Regions from separate parts of the Homo sapiens genome. Here region 2 is linked to region 1. A link is an interaction called in ENCODE POLR2A ChIA-PET data of the cell type or tissue named here. Cell type or tissue: PC-3. All regions are shown on one strand. Each heading gives the region's core, and the rest is flanking DNA. Links, peaks and the distances in the headings are about the cores only.

Region 1 (11,004 bases), core at 1,424-9,423:
TTCCTATCCAATCTTACATCTATTCTAGGCACTCTTATTGGTCTTCTCTTCCTTTGCTTCCAGCCTTAATACATGTGCCAAAGGGCAGCTGGTCCTACTCCCACCTCCACCACTAGAAACGTTCCCGGCATCCTCAAGGTCTCAGATCTTGGCCAATCTGCCTCTAAACCTCCATGAGAAGTTTAGTTTTTCTCCCTTCAGTGCAAGGCCAACATGGAGATCTTTATTTCCTGATGCCAAAATGACAATTTTCTAGTCCCTTCAGGGAAAACCCCTCCTCCAACTGTATGTGTATGGTTTTGACCTGTGGCTCAAACAAGACAACCATACAGTAGTTTGATATCAGAATACTCACATTTTTGGTGCTATACATATTTTAAATATGACCACACATGAGATACAACAGTTTGACACAGGTGAGGCTACACTAAGCTTACCCGAGAGCTACAAATATATGTTTTGGCCAAAAGGGAAACATACTGGTTTTCCTGAATGAACAGCCTGTATTTAATAGGTTATGCAAACTCTGTTGAACTTAACACAGAGTTTCTGAGCCTAAAGATAGAGCTTATTCTCCCAAGACAGTTACTTAAAGACTCTTTAATGTGTGGATAAATAAATAATGAGCATACCTAATGGTAAGGTAAATATCTGTGAAGATTAAAAATCCATGGTGATATACAGTCCCAATACACGGAAAAACATCCTATTTTATTCTGTCCGAATAGAAAGTTTGGTTTATTGACACCCATTCCCTAATAATCTCATTCAAGATTATTAACAACTTATCATAAATTTTATGACAGTTGACACACAAATAATCATTACCTAAAGAGGGGCCTAAAAGGACATTACCTAAAGGGACAACTTTATGCCTACAGACTTGATAACCTAGATAAAATGAACCAATTCCTTGAAAGGTACAATCTGCCAAAGCTCTCACAAGAAGAAATAAACAATTTGAACAGGCTTATTATCTGTTAAAGAAATTAAATGAATAATAACCTTCCAAAACACAAAGCACCAGGCTCAGATGGGCTTACAGGTGAATTCTACCAAATATTTAAGGAAACAAATTACACCAATTCTCTACAGTCTTTTTCAAAAGACACAGGCAAAATAAATAATTTCTAACTCATTCTATGTAAACAGCATTACCCTAATACCAAAACCACACAAAGACATCACAATAATAATGAGAGATCAGTATGTCTCATTAACATAGGTGCAAAAATCTTCAATAAAATATTAGCAAATTGAATTTAATAATGTATAAAAAGAATTGTGCATAATGCCAACTGGGATTTATCCCAGGTATGCAAGCCTGGTTCAATATTCAAAAATCAACTAATGCAATTCATCACTTTAACAAGCTAAAGAAGAAAATCATATGATCATATCAATAAATGCAGAAAAAGCATTAAAATTCAATACTTATTCATGATCAAAGCTCTCAGTTAACTAGGAATGATAACTTCATAAAGAATATCTACAAAAAACTTATGGTTAACATACTATTTAACGATGAGAAATTATCAGCTCTCCCACTAAAATAAGAAACAAGGCAAGGATGTCCTCTCTCTTCGCTCCTTTTCAACACTACATTTGAAATTTTAGTGATGCAATAAAACAAGTAAAAGAAATAAGAGGTATACAAATTGGGGAGGAAGACATAAAACTTTGTTTATATATGATATGATTATCTGTATAGAAAATCTAAAAGAATCACTACAAAAAATCTCCAGGAACCAATAAGCAATTATGGCAAGGTTGCATACAAGATTAATAAACAAAAGTCAATTACTTCCATATATACCAGCAATGAGCAGGCGGGATTTAAAATTAAAAGCACAATACCATTTACACTGCCACCCCAATATATGAAATAATAAAGTATAAATCTAACAAAATATGTACAAGATCTATAAGGAAAATTACAAAACTGCAATGACAAAATCAAAGAATAAATGGAGAGTTATTCCATGTTCATAGATAAGAAGACTCAGTATTGTCAACCTGTCAGTTCTTTGCAATGTGGTCTATAATGCTATCCCAATCAAAATCCCTGAAAAGGAGTTATCTTGTGGCTATCAACCCCTGATTTTAAAGTTTATAGAAAGAGGCAAAAGACCGAGGATAGCCAACACAATGCTGAAGGAGAAGAGCAAAGTTGAAGGACTAACACTACCTAATTTCAAGACTTACTGTAAGCTATAGTAATCAAGATAGGGTGGTATTGGCAAAGTAACAAATAGATTAATAGAAAAGAATAGAGAGGTAAGAAATAGACCCACATAAATATAGTCAGTTGATCTTTGACAAAGGAGCAAAGGCAATACAATGGAGCAAAGATGGTCTTTTCAACAAATGGTGCTAGAACAACTGGACATCCACATGTAAAAAAACTGAATCTATACAGAGACTTTACACTCTTTACAAAAATGAATTCAAAATGGATAACAGATCTAAATGTTTGAAAACTATAAAGCTTCTAAAAGATAACATCCCAGACAATCTAGATAACCCTAGGTTTGCTGATGACTTTTTTAGCTACAACAACACTAAAGGCACAATTTATGAAAAAGAGAGTTTAATGAAAAGAATTTTCATTAAAATTAAAACTTCTGCTCTACCAAGACACTGTCAAGAGAATGAAAAGACAAGCCACAGAATGGGAGAAAGTATTTGTGAAAGATATATCTGATAAAGAACTGTTGTTCAAAATATGGAAAGAACTCTTAAAACTTAGCAATATGAAAACAACTTGTTTAAAAAATGAACCGATGACCTTAACAGACACCTCACCAAAGAAGATACACAGATGGCAAAAAAAAAAAAAGCATATGAAAAGATGCTCTTCATCATATCTCATTATGGAAACACAAATTAGAGCAACGATGAGCTACCATTATACATCTATTAAAATTTCCAAAATCCAGAACACTGACAAAACCAAATTCTGGCAAGGATGTGGTGTAACAGGATCTCTCATTCATTGTTGCTGGAAACAAAAATGAAACAACCACTTTGGAAGACAGTTCAGCAGCTTCTTACAAAACTCAATATGCTCTTACCATAAAGTTCAGCAATCACCCTTCTTGATATTTACCCAAAGACACTAATAACTAATGTCCACACAAAAAACCTGAACATAGATGTTTATGGCAGATTTATTCATAATTGCCAAATCTTAGAAGTAACCAAGATGTTCTTCAGTAAGTGAACAGATAAACTGCGGTACATTCATACAATGGAATATTATTCAGTGCTCTAAAGAAAAATGAGATATTCAGCCATGAAAAGACATGGAAGAAACTTGAGTGTATATTATTAAGTGAAAGAACCCAATCTGAAAAGGCTACATACTGTATGATTCCAACTATAAGGCCATTCTGGAAAAGGCAAAACTATAGAGACAGTAAAAAGGTCAGTGGTTGCCAGGATACTAATGTAGGGAAGGAAGGATGGCTAGGCAGAAAGCAAAACATTTTTAGGGCAGTAAAAATATTCCATTTGGTACTATAGTGATTGATGTCTGTCAATATATATTTATCTAGACCCATGGAATGTATACCATCAAGAGTGAACCCTAATGTAAACCATGAACTTTAGGTGATAATGATGTGACAATGTAAGTTTATCAATTGTAATATAAATGCACCAGTCTGATAGAGGATATTGATAATGCGAGAGGCTATGCATGTGTAGGGGCAGGAGACGTATGGGAACTCTCTGCACTTTTTGCTCAATTTTGCTGTGAACCTGAAACTGCTCTAAAATATAAAGTCAATTTAAAAAAAAAAGAAGCAAGCTCAAAATGTATTTAATTCAAATTTTGTGCAATCTTTAAAATTCTCCAATGCTTCACAGAGACCCTGCTTTTTGGATTTTGAGTCTTGCCATATTTTGGTAATGTGTGAGCCAGCAGCAACAATGAGCATTCATAGAAAAAGACTTTGGAAATTACTGTGTGATTCCAATACAGTATATCATAAACCAAGCCCCCAGAAGAGAGAATTTTCAGTGTCACCATTTTAGGGTACCACTATAATTCTTTTTATACTCAACTAACTTCAAATAAAGTACTCATGCCGGGCATGGTGGCTCACACCTGTAGTCCCAGCACTTTGGGAAGCCGAGATGGGCGGATCACCTGAGGTCAGGAGTTTGAGACCAGCCTGGCCAAGTGAAACCCCGTCTCTACTAAAAATACAAAAACTAGCTGGGTGTGGTGGCTGGTGCCTGTAATCCCAGCTACTCGGGAGGCTGACACAGGAGAATTGCTTGAACCCGGGAGGCAGAGGTTGCAATGAGCTGAGATCGCGCCACTGCACTCCAGCCTGGGCGACAAGAGTGAAACTCTGTCTCAAAAAAAAAAAAAGAAAGAAAATGAAGTACTCTTAATTAAAAAAAAAATAAAAAAAAGAAAAAGAGTACACAATCTTATCTCATGGCACTCCTACAAATACACACACACATACACACACACACACACACACACACACACACACACACACACACACACACACGCTTCAGCTTTTCAGAGCCTGGTAACTTTTTCCCATATTCTTCCAAAAAAGCAGTGTTTGAGGACACAACCCACTGACTGACAAGAGAAGATATTTCACTGAGCTGAATTCACCAGTATGAGATGCCTTTCTTCAATGACAAGTAACATTGACTTCCAAGATGGTGCTATTTGTCAAGAGTAAAAGTTACTTTCTTGAATGATTTTTTTTTTGTAGAAATACATTTTTGGTCTGTAATGTTACTTTTTGTAATGTATTTGTCATTAAAATTATGGTTTCATAAAATGAATTCCCCTATGACTTCTGAAAGCATTTCGGTAAATTTTTTTTATTATTTCTTCCTTAAATGTTTGATAGAATTCTCTTGTGGGACATCTGGGCCTGGAGGCTTCTTTGGGGGAGAGTTTGTATTTTTAAGTTCAATTTCCTTAACAAATATTAGTCTATCAATATTTTCGTTTGATGTATCAGTTTAGGTAAGTTGTGATTTTCACGGATTACATAAAGTTATTCATAATGTTTAATTGGTAAGCTTTTCATTGTTATAGGATCTTTCATTCCTTATATTGTTTTCCTTTCCTCTCTCCTTCTCCCTCCCCTCTGTCTTCTTCTGCCTCCTCCTCTCCCTCGTCCTTCTCCTCCTTCTTCCTTCCTTCCTCTTTCTTCTTTTTCTTCTATTATCTTTGCAAGGATTTTCTAAAATCATTATTCTGCTCAAAGAACTTTTAGCTTTATTGATTTTTTTTCTCTTTTGCCTTTTTCTTTCATTGATTTTCTACTTACCTTTTCCTACTTTCTACTTATGGAGATTTAATTTTTTATTAGTTTATTAGCTTGAAACTTTCTTCTTTTCTCATATGAGGATTTAAATAGATAAATTTATCTCAAAGCTCTTCTTTAAATGCATTCTATATATTTAAATATATTGTGTTTTCATTATCATGCAGTTTGAAATATTTGCTAATTTCACTTGTGATTTCTTCTTTGACCTATGGATTATTTCACAGTGTGTTATTAACTAGCAAATATTTTAGGATTTTCTAATATCTTACTGTTATTGACTTCCAATTTAATTCTGTTCTGGTCATAGAATACATCCTGTACTATTTCGTTTAATTTTTAAGACTTGTTTTGTGGCATATCTAAGTGAATAGTCCGTGTGTACTTCAAAAAGAACACATATTCTACAGTTGTTGAGGATAGTGTTCTATAGATAGCAGCTATATTAAATTTATTGAGTATATTATTAAAATCTTTTCCATTTTTTTGTTACTTTCTATTTGTCCTATCAATTGCTGATGAAGTAATGTTAAAATTTACAATATTTGTCTGTTTCTTCCTTTAATTGTGACATTTTTTGCTTCATCAGTTTGAAGCTCTGTTTTAATGAGGTACATGCACAGTTAAGATTGCTACATCTTCACAATAAATTGGCTTTCATTATGCAATGTTCTTCTTAATCTCTTGTAATACTCCTTATATTAATATCAAATTTGTCTGAATTAATATAGCCATAGAAGCTTTCTTAGAACTAGTATTTGCATGAAATACATTTTCCACATCTTAATCCTATCTGTGTCTTTATATCTAAAGTGATAAGTAGCATATGGTTTGGTTTTGCTTTATTATCCCCATTAATAATCTGTACCTTTCAAGTTTTAAAACATACTTTCAATATAATAATTGATTCTTAAGTTTTTAATTACCTATTCTTAGTTACAATTCCTTAAGCTTTTCTTAAGAGTATGATTAGTGGACAGGCACCGTGGCTCACGCCTGTAATCCCAGCACTTTGGGAGGCCAAGGTGGGCAGATCATGAAGTCAAGTGATGGAGACCATCCTGGCCAACATTGTGAAGCCCTGTCTCTACTAAAAATACAAAAATTAGCTGGGCGTGGTGGCAGGCACCTGTAGTCCCAGCTATTCGGGAGGCTGAGGCAGGAGAATCCCTTGAACCTGGAAGCAGAGGTTGCAGTGAGCCGAGATCACGCCATGGCACTCCAGCCTGGTGACAGAGCAAGACTTCGTCTCAAAAAAAAAAAAGAAGAGTATCATTACCATATTTGTTTTGTTTTCTATATGTCTTATTTGTTGCTTCTTTGTTCTTCCTTTCTTTTCCTGCCTTTTGATCAGCTTCTTATCAATTTTATCACCATTATTTGCTCCTTAGCTGTATCTTTGTCTTAATGCTTTAATAAATGCTCTGATGACACAATGCATTCTTAACTCATAGTAATCTAACTTTAATTAAAATCTTATCACTTTAAATGTAAGAAGCTTGTAGTATTTTTCAACATAACCTATTTCCTGTTCTTGATGCCGTCTATATATATATGTGTGTGTATATATATATATATATGTGTGTGTGTATATATATATATATATGTGTGTATATATATATATATGCATAGATTTTTTTTTTTAAGACAGGGTCTTACTCTGTTGCACAGGCTGGACTACAGTTGCTCAATCTCAGCTCACTGCAAGCTCTGTCTCCTGGGTGCAAGTGATTCTCCTGCCTCAGCCTCCCTAGTAACTCTGATTACAGGCGCCCACCACTACACCTGGCTAATTTTTGTATTTTTAGTAGGGACGTGGTTTCACCACGTTGGCCAGGCTGGTCTTGAACTCCTGACCTCAGGTGATCTGCCTGCCTTGGTCTCCCAAAGTGCTGGGATTACAAGCTTGAACCACTGCGCCTGGCCACATATTTCTTGTGTACTAATTATAGAGCATAAGATAAATTGTAATCATATTTGTCTTAAACAGTCACTTGCCTATTAAGGAATTTTACTTATGTTATTTATTTTCTTATATTTACTCACACATTTACCATTCCCACCACTCTTTATTTTTTCCTGTATATCCTAGTTTCTGGATTTATGGGATCCTTTAGATGGAAGAACTTCCTTTACAATATCTGTTGTGTTGGTCTGCTGACAACAAGTCTCTCAAGTTTTGCTTATCTGAAAACATGCCTTCACATTTGAATGATTATTTCATCTATGCACAGAATTACCATGACAGTTCTATTAAGTGCTTCAGAGATGCCATTCCATTGTCTCCTGGTTTCTATTGTTTCTGATGAGAAGTTAGGCATAAATTGAATCATTGCTCCTCTGTATGTAATGTGTTCTTACCCTCTTGCTGTTTTCAGTACTTTTCTTTTGCTTTGGATTTCATCAGATTGGTTATCACATGCCTGTGCATGCATGCGTATATGCATAAGTGTGTGTGGTGTGACAATTCATCCTACTTAGCATTCAGTGAGCTTCTCAAATCTGTGGGTTAAGTTTATCTGTTAAATTTGGGGTAAAATTTGACCATTATTTATTGAAATAATCTATATGACTTTCCTTATCACTTTTTCTTCTAGGACTCCAATTGCATGATATTGTTCCACAAATCTCTGACATTTTCTTCATTTACTTTTCTCATTGTAACTCAGTTTGAACAATTCATCTTATCTTCTTTTTAAATTGACTATGTTTTTGTGCATGCTAGTCTGCTGTTCAGTCCATCTAATTACGTTTTTATTTCAAACATTATGTTTTTCTGTTCTAGAATGTCATTTCATTCTTTTATAGTTCCTATTTTCTCTCCAAATGTTCAATCTCTTTGCTCATTGAATCCATTCTTTCTTGTAAATTTTTTAACATATCAGTAATAAAGTTTTTGCATGCTATATTCATTTTCTACTGCTACTGCAACAAACCACCAAAAATTTAGTAGCCTAAACAACACAAATTTATTATTTTATAATTCTGGAGGTTAGAAGTCCAAGATGGGTTTCACTGGATTAAAATCAAGGTGTTATCAGGGCTACATTCCTTCTGGAGGAAGAATCTAGACATCCTAGGGGAGAAACTATATCCTTTCTCTTTACAGCTTCTACAGGCTGCTTCATTCCTTGGTTTATGGCCTATTCCTCCAACTTAACAGCCGGCAGCACAGCATCTTTAATTCTCTCTCTGACTCGGACACTCTTCTCAATGCCACTTTCGGTTATAAGGACTTTTTTGATTATATTGGATACTTTTCCCATCTCAAAGTCAGCCGATAAGCAACCTTATCTGCAACTTTAATTCCTCCTATAGCTTCTAGGGATTAGGACACTGACATCTCCAGCATTATTACCTCAGTTACTATCAATAGTTGAGTCTACATGGGTCTGCTCTTATTAACCACTTTTTTTCTTGATTAGGGATCACATTTTCCCACTTCCTTATATGTTTCATATGTTTTCACTGAGTTTTAGATATTGTGTATAAAGAAGAGGCTGAAATATAATTATTTTTTATTTTGTTTATTTTCCAGATAATTTAAGCTTTTCCTTCTGACAATTATAGTAAGTGGTTGATGATTAAAATTTTTTCAAAAGTCAAGTTGATCTGGGACTGAACCATAATGTCAATTAGATTAAGTTCACATTTTGTTAACCCTACCTGTACCCTCCTCCTACGCCACTACCACTCAGGGGCTAATCATTTTGGGTTTTTACAGCATTTGAGCCAGGTAGCATAGGGGATAGACCAATGTTTCAAACAGCTTTGGCTCATGTTTGGATTCAACTTTCATGGGTCCTAAAACCTAAACACCTCAAGAATGCATAAAATTGCATGAATTCACTTTGCTTTCAAGCTTCTCCTCTACTGCCATCTTCTCAGTGAAATTTTGACAAGGAGTGTGACAAGAGAATTGTCAATCCAAGTGATTTATTTTTGTGTTTAGAATTCATATAATAATCTCTTATGCCACTCACATTGTCTTTAAAGGTGTAGCTGATTTCTCCTTGTCCCTACAGTTTTTCCATCTGTGTTATACCTACTCTTTCACTCACATGTTCCCAAATAAAGCCCTCAGGTATAGAAGCTACAGTGGTGCTCCTCTTACTCATAAGTGGCTTATTCCTTTCTAGAATTCAGTTCACCAAGGCTTCACTGTGTTCTCTGCTAGTTGATAGCTGAAGAGTATAATATTTTTTTAATCCTGTTTTTTTATGTTGTCATGATGGAAACAGAGGTCTTTTACATATTTTCATATACTAACTGGCATCAAAATTCTTCTGATATCCATAGAATGTTGCTTCAGAAAAAGAAAGGCAGAATTTTTATTGCTTAATAACTACTTTGTTAAAGTGATCACCTATTTTTAAATGAAGTTTTTGCCAGTTATTGAGACTATACTTTGAGGGCCATGAAGAGTAGGAAAGAGGAAGACAGAAGATAATCAGAAACTAATCTGGTCATAAATTACTGATCAACTAGCAGCCAATTTATTAGTTGATGGTGCCAACAGAAAAATTAAGTTTTGATCAACACTTTCTACTGAAAATCTCCTCTTCTTAAAACACTTTTCTTTCTTTTTTTTTTTTTGAGACGGAGTCTTGCTCTGTCACCCAGGCTGGAGTGCAGTGGTGCGATCCCGGCTCACTGCAACTTTCGCCTCCCAGGTTCAAGCTATTCTCTTGCCTCGGCCTCCCAAGTAGCTGGGACTGCAGGTGCCCGCCACCATGCCCGGTTAATTTTTGTATTTTTAGTAGAGATGGCGTTTCACCATATTGTCCAGGCTGGTCTCAAACTTCTGACCTTGAGATCTGCCCGCTTCGGCCTCTCAAAGTGCTGGGATTACAGGCGTGAGCCATCGCACCTGGCCAAAACACTTTTGTCTTAAGGATATAGTAGATCTATGTAACAGCCTGTCGAAAGGGGACTCTGTTGTTTCCACTGAGACACCACTCAAGCCTCAGAATGAACTATTTCCACATTCTAAAGTGAAGAGCTAAATCTTCTATATAGGATAGGTAAAGGAAGTGGCCAAACACTCATTTTTTTTTTTATTCTTAACCTATTGCCCACTTTGAATGCATATAAGTGTCAAAGCTGAAGTGGTCAAGAAAAGAGACTTTTTGGTGAGAGCAGTCAGTGCCTGCATGTCCTTCCACTGCCCATTCCCATGGAGATGTAAAGACAGTACACCTTCTCTTCCCTCCCCTTAAGTCCAGTGGCAGAAGGGGTTTCAAAGAAACCATTCACACAACATGATATTTTGCCCCTTTTGTTTGAAGGACAACATGAACTCTAAACGCAAGAAGGTATGGCTTGGCCTAGAATAGCAAAGCTAAGAAAGACTGTACTGGGCACTAAGGTCAGTCCCATCAATGATTAGGTTAGGCCCTGTGAGTTTTTTGGTGGGCTAAATGGACAGATGGGATAAAGCTGCCATAAAAGTAATTTAAAGGAGACTATGACCAAGAAGCCATCTGGATGCATGATAAAACCCCAGTAGATAAATCTATTTTAGGAAAACAACCAAGTGTCCAACTTCTAAAATTGTAGTTAAAAGTGTAAGAATATAGTTATTCTAGTTGGGAAAAGGAGTGAGTCACAAGTAGGGTTTCTAAAGTGCTAGTGTTATTCCATTTTTTGTTTAGGGCACTGATTACCCATTTGCATTTGTTTTATGAAAACACAG
Region 2 (11,004 bases), core at 1,646-9,645, 67 kb before region 1:
AATGGGAAAGCCCACTGATCCACTCTTGAGAATTATTTTAAGTGTGGTTAGTGAGGAAGTGCCCTACAGAAAGGGCTTTAGATAATTGAGTTAAAAATCCACTCTGTGATCTATTTCCTCTAGTAAACTAGACCCTTATTCTAGAGTGGGATAAATAAGTGGGCCCCACAACTGTTGTGTGCTGATCATGGAGGGAAGCTATTGTTGTGGCATATGGAGATGATATGGGCTGAATCATGCCCCCAACCCCTGCCAAGATTCATATCTTGAAATCCCAACCCCCAGTATCTCAGAATGTGACTGTATTTAGAGATAAGGTCTTTAAAATTACTTAAATTAAGATGCGGTCATTTGAGTGAGCCCTAATCTAATCTGACTGATATCCTTATATGAAGAGGAAATTAAGCTACAGATAAACTCAGAGGAAAGACCATGAGAAGCCACAGGGATATGACTATCTGTAAGCCAAGGAGAGAGGCCTTCAGGCTTCAACCCCGCCAACACCTTGATCTTAGGTCTGTAGCCTCCAGAATTGTGACAAAATACATTTCTGTTTTTAAGCCACCCAATTGGTGGCATTTTGCTATGGCAGCCAGAACAAACTAATACAAATCTGCAGGATTCAATGGCAATTTCAAGGGGGAGAAATGTTGCACTTCTTAAATGACACTACTCAAAACTTCTAGATTGTGGTAACCCATCAATGAGAGACAATGTAATGTAGTGTGATAGACTACTGAAGGCTCCATGGACCACGGACAATTAATGTTTGGGCATAATTGGGCTAGTTAGGTGGAAAGTACTGGCTCTTCAGACTATATTACGTGAGAGGCCATAGGTTACATGAACTTTATTCCCTAAATTCACTTGAGGCAGCCACAGGGGAGGAAAGTCAATTACTGGATAGGGAGGTAGGGATAATAAAAAGTCTTTTAACTATAATGTCTCTACCAAATCATTCATTCATTTATCAAAAAGATATTAATTATAACTACTATATGCTGGGTGCCATGTGGGATATGGAGACTATAATAGTAAAAAAATGAGTATGTTTTTTTTTCAGGATATACACTCTAGTAGAAATACAGACAAGTAAGTAGATAATGTAACAATGTTATATGTACTTCATGGGGCACTTATCTCAGTACTTTTTTTTTTTTTTTTTTTTTTTTTGTAGAGAAGAGAATGTAGCTAACTGACCGTAATGGCTTAGGTTCCAAGTTGGTGTTTTGATTTGGGTTTGGCAGCTTCTGTAAGGGCTGCAATGGTTGAAATCTTGCCTCTTTTCCTGCCAGTGCTTCCTTAAAGATAAGACAGGACTTAATGACAAGATCGGGTATTACCATGGGTTAGAAGTAATACCCAGTCCTCACGGTTCCACAGAGAGTCAGGGAAAGGTGTGTCATTAGGTAGCAGAAGGAATTCTGGGCATTTGGCATTCAGCAGTCAGCAGGATACAAACTAGGTGACAGGTGAATGCCCCATTGGCTGGTCAGGGGCTGCCACTAGGGCAGTCTGACTACAGGTATTAGGCATAAGCAAGCATTTAGCTTCAAAGTGCAATATTAGAGACTTTGTTTGAGAATACCAATTACAGGGGTTGAAGGCAAAGTTCAAAAGAAATGGGAGAGAAATGGTATTGGCAAGTGACTTAACACAGTGACTTAGGGTTGACAGTCAGGAGGTTTGAAAGTAAATTAGTACAAGTGTTTGCATATGTTGATTGATATCCCAGTCTCCTATGGAGATTGTCAGCGTACTTGTACCTGGACCTCATCCCCAGAGATTTTCATTCAGCTATTTTATGGCTAAACCTGGACATTTATTTCCTTAAATAACTCAGCATGGGATTATGATGTGCACCAAAGATTTTAAATTGCCGGATTACAATAACAGAGGGCAAAAAGCAAGCAGGCATGTGCATGTGTGTAGATGTGTGTGTGTGTTGGGGGAGGAAGAAGATGAGCAGCAGGAAGATCTTTGTTGGGTAGAATAACCTCAATAGAGGCTTCTCTGCTGAAGAGGGGAATACGTTTTGTGTGATCAAGGGAAACTAGAGAGGATGTCAAACTGTGCTAAATATCTGCATGTAGAAAAGTTGGCTGCAGGGTTTCTTAGGGAAGTCAAAGGAAATACTAATTGTATCTCCATAGCAACAGGCTGCCCAGTTCTGCCTCTGCCTCTCCGCTTTCTTACACTTGTCCTGAACATTCAAGTCTTATATATCCCCTGTATAAACAGGCATAAGCCTCATCGTAAAATAATAACTATGCTTTCCTTTCTATTATCTAGTATTGAAATCTATGTAGAGTGCCTTTTAGGTTTAAAATCCAAATCTGTTCTCTAAACAAGAGCTAACTGATCAGGCACATTAAATCTACCTCTGGCCTGTAATCCCAGCACTTTGGGAGGCCAATGCAGGCAGATTGCTTGAACCCAGGAGTTCAAGATCAGCCTGGTCAGTGTGATGAAACCCCATCTCTACAAAAAAAAAAATTAGCTGGGCATAATGGTATGCACCTGTAGTCCCAGCTATTTGGGAGGCTGAGGTAGGAGGATTGCTTGAGCCTGGGAGGTGGAGGCTGCAGTGAGCCCAGATCACACCACTGCACTCCAGCCTGGGCAACAGAGCCAGACCCTGTCTCAAAAAAAATTAAAAAATTTAAAAAGTAAACAAATCTACCTCTGGTGGCATATTCTTACAAAAATCCCCTTGCCCCTGAGTGTTAATGATGTTATAGGGTGCAGTAGGCTATAAATATCCTCCCCAACCCATGCAAAAACAAAAAAGATATGTTTACTTTGTAATCCCTAGAACCTGTGAATATTTCCTTACTGGCTAAAGTATTAAAGTATACTTTATATTAAAGTATAAAATATTACCTTATACGAATAAAGATGTGATTACATTAAGGATCTTGAGAGGACAATCTCATTCTGGGTTATACCCAGGTGGGCCCTAAATGGCATCGCAAAAGTCCTTATGGGAGAGAGGCAAAGGCAAATCAGATAGACACACAAAAGAAGGGGAGGTGCTATGGCCACAGAGGCGGAGATTGGAGTGATGTAGCTTCAAGCCAAAGAATGCCAACAGCTACCAAAAGCTGGAAGAAACAAAGAATGGATTCTCCTCTCGAGCCTCATAGGGAATGTGGTCCTGGTAATACCTTGATCTTGCACTTCTAACCTCCAGAACTGTGAGATACTCAATTCCTGTAGTCATAAGCCACCCAGTTGGAGGTAAACTAATACAGATCTTGGTACCAGGAAGTGGGGTGCTGTGGTAACAATACCTAAACATTTTAAAGCGGCTTTAGAATTGGACAATGGGTAAAGTCTGGAAGAATTATGAGGTGCTTGACAGAAAAATTCTAAATTGCTTTGAGCAGATTGTTAAAGGAAATATAGAACTAAAAGACACTGCTAATGAGTGCTCAGAGGGAAGAAGCAGCACAGTAGAGAAAGCTTCTATTTTCTAAGCAAATATATATATTTTCATGAACAGAATATTGATAGAAATATGAATGTTAAAGGTACGGTTGGCAAGAACTCAAAAGGAAATGAGGAACATGTTATTGGAAATAGAAGAAGAGGTGGCTCTTGTTACATAGTGGCAGAAAATTTCACCAAACTGCATCCTACAGTTATATGAAAAGCAGAACCTGTAAGTGATAAACTTGGACATTTAGCTGAGGAGATATCCATGCAAAGTATTGCAGGTGTGCCCTGGGTTTTTCTTGCTGCATATAGTAAAATGAGAGAGGAAAGAGATAAATTGAGGAAAGAACAGTTAAGCAAAAATGAATCAGATATTGACATGAGAAATTATCAGCCTTTACAGGTTGAAAACAATGCCAAAATTAGAAGATTCACTTTTAGGAAAGCACGCTCTGGAGAGAAAGCCAAGGGTGTAGTTGGACACCTTTTAACTAAAGAGATTAGGCGTGTGACTCATGGATCCACTCAGTCGTCTCAGTGGAAGCCAAGAATCAAGATGAGATTATCCGGGGACGATTTGTGGAGAGTGTTGTTGTCTCATGTTGTGTATTCCTGTGAAATTCACGGAAGACCCACAGGTTTTCAAGAATATTATATTAGCAGAAACATTGTTAGTTCGATTGAGAAAGACAAAGACAACATGAAGAAATACTGTTGGACTCCAAAATACTACATGCAAAAAACATGCTGATAAAACTAATTAGCTAAAAATATGTGCTACCCTCCAAGAAAAAGAATGACTCTGAGAGTAGACATTAATGCAGAGGCATACACAGTTGTGAGTCACAGAGGATTCTCATGCCTTGAAACCTGATGGAATTTGTCCTGCTCAATTTTCAACTTACCTGGAACCCGTTACCATTTTATTCTTTCCATTTTCTCCTTTCTGAAATGAAAATGTCTATAACTGTCTCTCCCACCATTACATTTTGAAAGAAGATAACTTATTTTCTAATTTCCTAGGCAGACAGAAAGAATTTTGCCCCAGAATAAATCATATCCAGACCCTCACCCATACCTGATTTAGATGATGATTGCCTTAGTCCATTCAGACTGCTGTAACAAATTACCAAAAAACTGGATGGCTTAAAAGCAACAGGAATTTTTTTTCTTACAGTTCTAGAAGCTAGAAGGTTTAAGACTGAGGTGGCAGCAGATTTGGAGTCTGGTGAGGGCTTAGTTTCTGATTCACAGGTGGTGCCTTCTTGCTGCATCCTCACATGATGGAAGGAGGCAAAGCAGTTTTCTGGGGCCTCTTTTATAATCCCTTTCAGGAGGACAGGGCCCTCCTAACCTAATCACCTCCCAAAGGCCTCACCTTCTAATACCATCACCTTGGTGATTAGAATTTAACATATGAATTTAGGGAAGACACAAACATTCAGACCATAGCAATGATATTTGGGACTTTTGAACTGATGATATTTAGATGAGATTTTTGGACTTGAATAGATGCTTAAATCTATTGAGAATTTTTACAATGTTGGAATTAGGTGGATATATTTCACATGTGGGACAGATGTGAATCTTTTGGGCCAAAGGTCACAGATGCGGTAAGCTTAAAAAATGGCAAAAGGGCATTATATTTTATGGCAAAAGATGTGACAAAGTTAAGAATCTTGAGAGGAGGAGCTTATCCTGGATTATTCAAGTGAATCCTCAATGCTACCACAAGTGTCCCCATGAGAGAGGCAGAGGGAGACCAGATACAGACACTCAGAAGAAGAGGAGGTGATATGATTACAGAGGCTGAGATTGGAGTGATGTAGCTATAAGTCAGGACATGCCAACAGCTACCAGAAGCTGGAAGAGGCAAAGAATGGCTTCTCCCCTAGAGCATCAGCAGAAAATGCTTCCCTGCCTACACCTTGATTTTGGCCTTCAGAACCATGAAAGAATAAATCCCTGTAGTTTTAAACCACCCAGTATGGTAATTTCTTACAGCAGCCCAAGGAAACTTGTACACCAGGTAAGTAATAAAGAAATTAATTAATTTTTTATTGGAATGTGGAAAACACATATATAAGAAGAAGAGACTCATGCTCTCAACACATTTCCTCCCTCTAGCAAACTTCCTTTAGTTACAGGACCATCAGGTTTGCATGCCCACTGCACAGTAACATACCAACACACTGAGACAGCAGGACTTGCAGCAAAGAAAGCATTTAATGATCACAGGGTAGCTGAACAAGGAGATGAGAGGGACCCTCAGATGCATCTCCCTTAGGAGTTTTTAAGAGGATCATGGAGGGCAAAGGGCTGGAAAACTGGGATCATTTATCAGTCAGGGTAAGGGGATGAACTCGTCAGGATGTGGAAACCGTATTATTCAGTGAGTCAGTATGTCATGGGGTCCTTCAGACCAGCTGACATCAGTGATTTCATCAGTAGGCAGGGCCTGAAAGAATCTCTCAAATGGAAAATTTAATGTTTCACAATGCTTAAGATGTTATCTACAGAGCAGTTAAGGGGAACTATAATCCTAGGACAGGGTCTAATGTGATTCTGAGGTAATAGGCAGCAAATGACTATGAGGAAGTGGGTCAGAGAGCAGCTGACCTAATGATTAATGCTAAGTGTGCTGTAAGCTTGGTTTATTTTTTTCTCCCCCTCTCTTCTTCCCTGATTAATTTTATAAACTTTATAGGGATGGTTTCACTTTCCTGATATTCTGGTAAGTGGAAACTGATGAGTACATTACCACTGGGTATTGGTCATAGGAAGAAAAACAATTGCCTACAAACTACTATAATATACTCCTGAATATCATATTTTTATTTTCTGTTCCCAGGCAATGATATCAAGGGAGAATCTGCAGACATACCTTTATTAAGTTAAAATTTAATACCATGCTCCTGGATTTTAGAAAGAACAAAAGTGGGATACAGCCATACCTGAACTATTTCCAAGATTTCTAGCTATTTCTCCTTGATAAAGGCATTTTCCCTTTATGAGTATCTACTTCCTCATATTAAAATGAGGATGGTGGACTAGTCTCATGGGGTGGCTGGAAGATGTATGTTAGGACAAAGGTGTCACACAACAGGCAGTAAAAAATTATCATTGCCCCATCATCAACTGGAGGAGCTCATAGCTCATCTGCTTTTTCTTTGACTTCCAGGAGGCTCAGAGATAAATGTAATCTTTATCATAGTGGCTCATCAGGCTGAGTGATTAGCATATGGTGGTTTCTTTTTAATTCATATATTTAATTTATGTTAATTTTATCAACATTATTGTATATTTTTCTCATTATAAACTGCTTTCTGGAGACAGGTTAGATAGGCATAGTTAATAAGTGGTCAACTATGTTTGTTTATATTGTCTACGAAGATAATTGTCTTATATGGCCTATCCTGTGTTTGTTTTGGTGGAAAGTGATGGGGGCTCAAAAAAGTTAGCAGGCAGAAGTGTCTGGCTCCTTTAAACAACCAGTTTGTCTTGCGTCCAGGAAAATTATTTCCACCTTGGGAAAGAACATCCTTTAAAATGAACCTACTTAGAAAGGAAGCAAGGCCAAGCCCTCTCTATAAAGAAAAAACTTTGCCAAGGAACTACAGAGCTCCTTGAGGGCATGCAACACCCAGAATAAGTAACAGAAATGTGTGAGAGGCCTAAGTCAAGTCTGCATGCTACATATCAGCTAGCTGAGTAGAAATTGACATTAAAACTTCAGAAATTGCATGGAAGAGCCAGATGGGAGAACAGTACGCTATATATTCAAAATAGGATTTAAAGTAGTTTATCAAATGTGTTTACAATACCCCCAAACCAATGCTTATTTAAACTGGCCATATGTTGTAGTTTGTGCATATAAATTCAAATTAACTTAAAGAAACTGTGTTACGTCTCTCAAGTACGCACATTTGAGGTAAGCCTGCAGATTTGGTAAGAGCACCATGCTAAGCAATCAATGTGGACCACAACATTGATTGCAACAGGTAATACGGCCGCATAATTTTTAAATACAATTTTCTAAGAAGTACAATTTTTAGATATCAGTACTTAATAGGCAAAATGATCCAAGCACAATTATTTTTATAGTTTTATCACCTGACCATCACTGAGGAGATGGCTTCAATGCATCAGTGACTTGTTTTTTTTTTTTTCGTGACAGAGACAGAACTCTGGTACCTCTTCCTCTTATAAGAATACCAATCCTATTGGATTAGGGCCTCACCTTTATGCATTATTTAGCCTTAATTACCTTTTTAAATATGCTGTATCTTCAAAAATAGTCACTCTGGGGGTTACGGCTTCCACATATGAATTTAGAGGGAACAAAATTTGGCCTGTTTGGGAACACAATTTGGACTCGTCCAAGGGGAGAGTCTAGTGCTTGGAGAAACTAAAGTCCTGAAAGGTGTTGCCCTGCAGTGTCGATCCTATTGGTGGCTGACACCCACATGCAAGTGACATTACATCAAGCTTCTATTGCTTGAAGATCTCTTCAGCCTCTGAAGTCAACCATCATCCCTTCCAGTAGGTAGTACACTCACTGGCATTTTTGCATTGTTGTCATTGTTGTTTTTGAGATAGAGTCTCACTCTGTTGCCCAGGCTGGAGTGCAGTGGTGCAATCTCAGCTCACTGCAACTGCCACCTCCCAGGTTCAAGTGATTCTCCTGCCTCAGCCTCCCAGGTAGCTGGGATTATAGACATGCATACCATACCCAGCTAATTCTTGTATTTTTAGTAGAGATGGTGTTGCACCATGTTGGCCAGGCTGGTCTCAATCTCCTGACCTCATGTGATCCACCTGCCTCAGCATCCCAAAGTGCTGGGATTACAGGCACGAGCCATTGTGTCTGGCCATTTTGGCATGAGTGTTTATCTATGCTCTGGGAAGAAATATTTGCAGGTAAAAACTGGTTGCCACTAAACTCTTAAGTCGAGCTTGTCCAACCTGCAGCCCATGGGCCACATGCAGCCCAGGAAGGCTTTGAACATGGCCCAACACAAATTTGTAAACCTTCTTAAAACATTATGAGATTTTTTGGCAATTTTATTTCAGCTCATGAGTTATCATTAGTGTTAGTGTATATTATGTGTGTCCCAAGACAATTCTTCTTCCGATATGGCTCAGGAAAGCCAAAAGATTGGACACTCCTGCTCTAAATCTTGTGTCTTGTTCACTGTTGTATCCCCAGCCTCACCTAGTGGCGGGCATATTGTCAGTCCTCGTCAAGGATTTATGAAGTGAATGATCTTATACAGCAGCACCAGTTCCTTCACTCTTACACTTCTCAGACTGGGGCAGGCAGCACTCTGAAGGGTTGCCAAATTTACTAGGGGTTTTAAGACATGAGTTAAATGTACACATCTCAGGGAAGCACAAATTTTACTTGATTACAAGTCATTTAAAATGTGATGTAATATTAAGCTAAACTTTGGTCTGTTGCAAAAAAGAAAGCAAAGTTCTCATAAATGTCAAGGCCAAGGTGATTTCTTTGTGTACCATTCTCCCTCAGCTTCCCCAAGGATCTAGGTCAACTCTGTGTTCTCACTCTTGCGCTGGGTACTTAGAGATACCAAAGAGAAAACACTGAAGATATTTACATTTATCCACAGATCCATAATAAAAATGTGTATTCCAAGTTCAAGGATGATAACTATCACAAGATTATATAGAGATTCTTTTTACTGCTTTCTTTTAATTCTCTATGAGAATTAGACGATGTACGGAAACCATATAAATGCAGCTTTACAGAGACAATGAAGTACAAAATTCAAAGGCTTCTACTTCATAAAAAGAGATTAGGTAAAGTGCTGCTTAATGTTTCATAAAATTAGTCACAGATGGTAGGACCTCCTAAGGCCTCCTGGGTCACGTCTACTGAACCTGTACTGATGTTTTTAAAAAATATACCTTTGACTATGGAGGGCTAATATGTCAATTACTTGCTCTGAATTCTGTTCCAATGGTTAAGTACTCCTGCTAATGCTAATAGATATATTTCCACATTGATCCTCTGGCACTCTCTGAACACTTCTCCTTTATTATGCCACCTCAATGGATTTTTGCAAATTTCTCACTAAAAATTATTCCTCCAGCATAACCTACATAAAACACAGTTGGATTCTACTTTGTCTCTCCCTCTTCCACCAGATAGATTGACTCATTTTAGAAATTTACTGTGGAGCTCTATGTTTTCAAAAGCATTCAGACTGAATGTGATTTATAGCTATCATTCAGACTTCATCATTTGCTGTAGTGATTTTATAAGAGTTCTACTACATCAGAAGAACTTTGCCTATTTTCACAGCATCAATATGGTTATGATACTTAATCATTGGCCCTCAAGCCTCTTGAAGACACACTTTGGTTGTGTTACCAAACACAACCAAATTTATGTGTATTTGTATACACATAATTCATGTGTATTGTCTTCCTCCAGAAGGTGACTTTAAGCAGCTCCCTTTCTAACTATTCTTGATTTCTATGCATTTTACATTTGTCTCCAAAATGGACTCATACTTTTGCATCTGTTTCAAAATCTTTTCAATTTGCCCTCTCTCTGTTTTTGGTCATGCTTACTTTGGATTTGACTTCCAGTTATCCTTGTTATACATAAAATCCAAGGACATTTTCGCACTGATGCTTACTGAATTTATTATGCCTTCAAGAAGATCTTGATACTTGATACTGTCTCAAAATATATCTATAAACAAGCAACCTTAAATCCAGTTAATTGTACATTTATCCAAACTACCTCACTGCTATCTGACTTACATGCACAGCAGCAATGAACGGGAACTATGTCTGTGTCATTCAAGATGTATCAGGAAAAAAATTTGAGGTGATCTATGACTTTTTAAAGCTGAGTGGCTTTGCTGAAATGCAGAGTACAATTGAGAAACATGGCTTTCTCAGTCATGGAAAGCACTGCCCTACTCAATTAAAAAGAAAAAAGGAAAGAAAGGAAAAATAAGAAAGAAATTATCATCTGTGAAAAGATAGATAATTTATGATACAAGGAATGCTTTCAAAAATAATTATTGGTATAGAAAGAAGATGTCGAATACTTATAAAAAGATTTTTCTCCATCTACAATCCAAAAAGGTGTTCATTTACATAAGTAGATAGTGGATAAAATGTGTAAAATACCAGGAATACATCCAAGTGACTTTTTAACACAATTAACAAAGCTACATAAATCAGTCTCAGAGATTTTTCTTCAGAAATCTCCAATAGCAAACTGTGTAAAATATCTTAAATGGCCTCGAAACCAGTTTAAAAGATCAAGGATGTGTTAGCATATATGAAGAGAACTCAGTAATCATTTTAAGGAAACATAACCTGCAACCAGACCTATTTACTTTTTCATGTGTTCATGGCATCAAAAATGTATTTCTAAATTTTGTTTTTTTAAAGTCACTCTTTAAAGGACCTAGGAAATTGAGATGATGCCAGTGTGCATAGCTGGTTTATTGACATAAATATGTCATCATTTTGGTATTTAAAACTCAATTAAACTCTCTTAAAAACTAACAATCCAGGAGAAAA

What was found. Peaks named below come from ENCODE experiments on the same cell type or tissue, not always from the same donor. Only the 100,000 strongest peaks of a DNase experiment are listed, where the experiment ranks them.
Region 2: POLR2A ChIA-PET joins it to region 1 with 12 read pairs; 2 of 35 experiments call an interaction of 5 or more read pairs at or near these places.

Annotation. Positions count from the first base shown.
Region 1 is chr2:150,743,217-150,754,220 of GRCh38, forward strand. No RefSeq gene overlaps it. Among named protein-coding and RNA genes, the nearest start is that of LINC02612, 120 kb to the left of the region's middle. RefSeq lists an enhancer at 7,316-7,831. In PC-3, for the core only: no CTCF peak of the experiment used is centred there; no DNase peak of the experiment used is centred there.
Region 2 is chr2:150,675,677-150,686,680 of GRCh38, forward strand. No RefSeq gene overlaps it. Among named protein-coding and RNA genes, the nearest start is that of LINC02612, 52 kb to the left of the region's middle. In PC-3, for the core only: no CTCF peak of the experiment used is centred there; a DNase peak (open chromatin) is centred at 5,965; H3K4me3 peaks cover 327 bases; H3K27ac peaks cover 2,973 bases.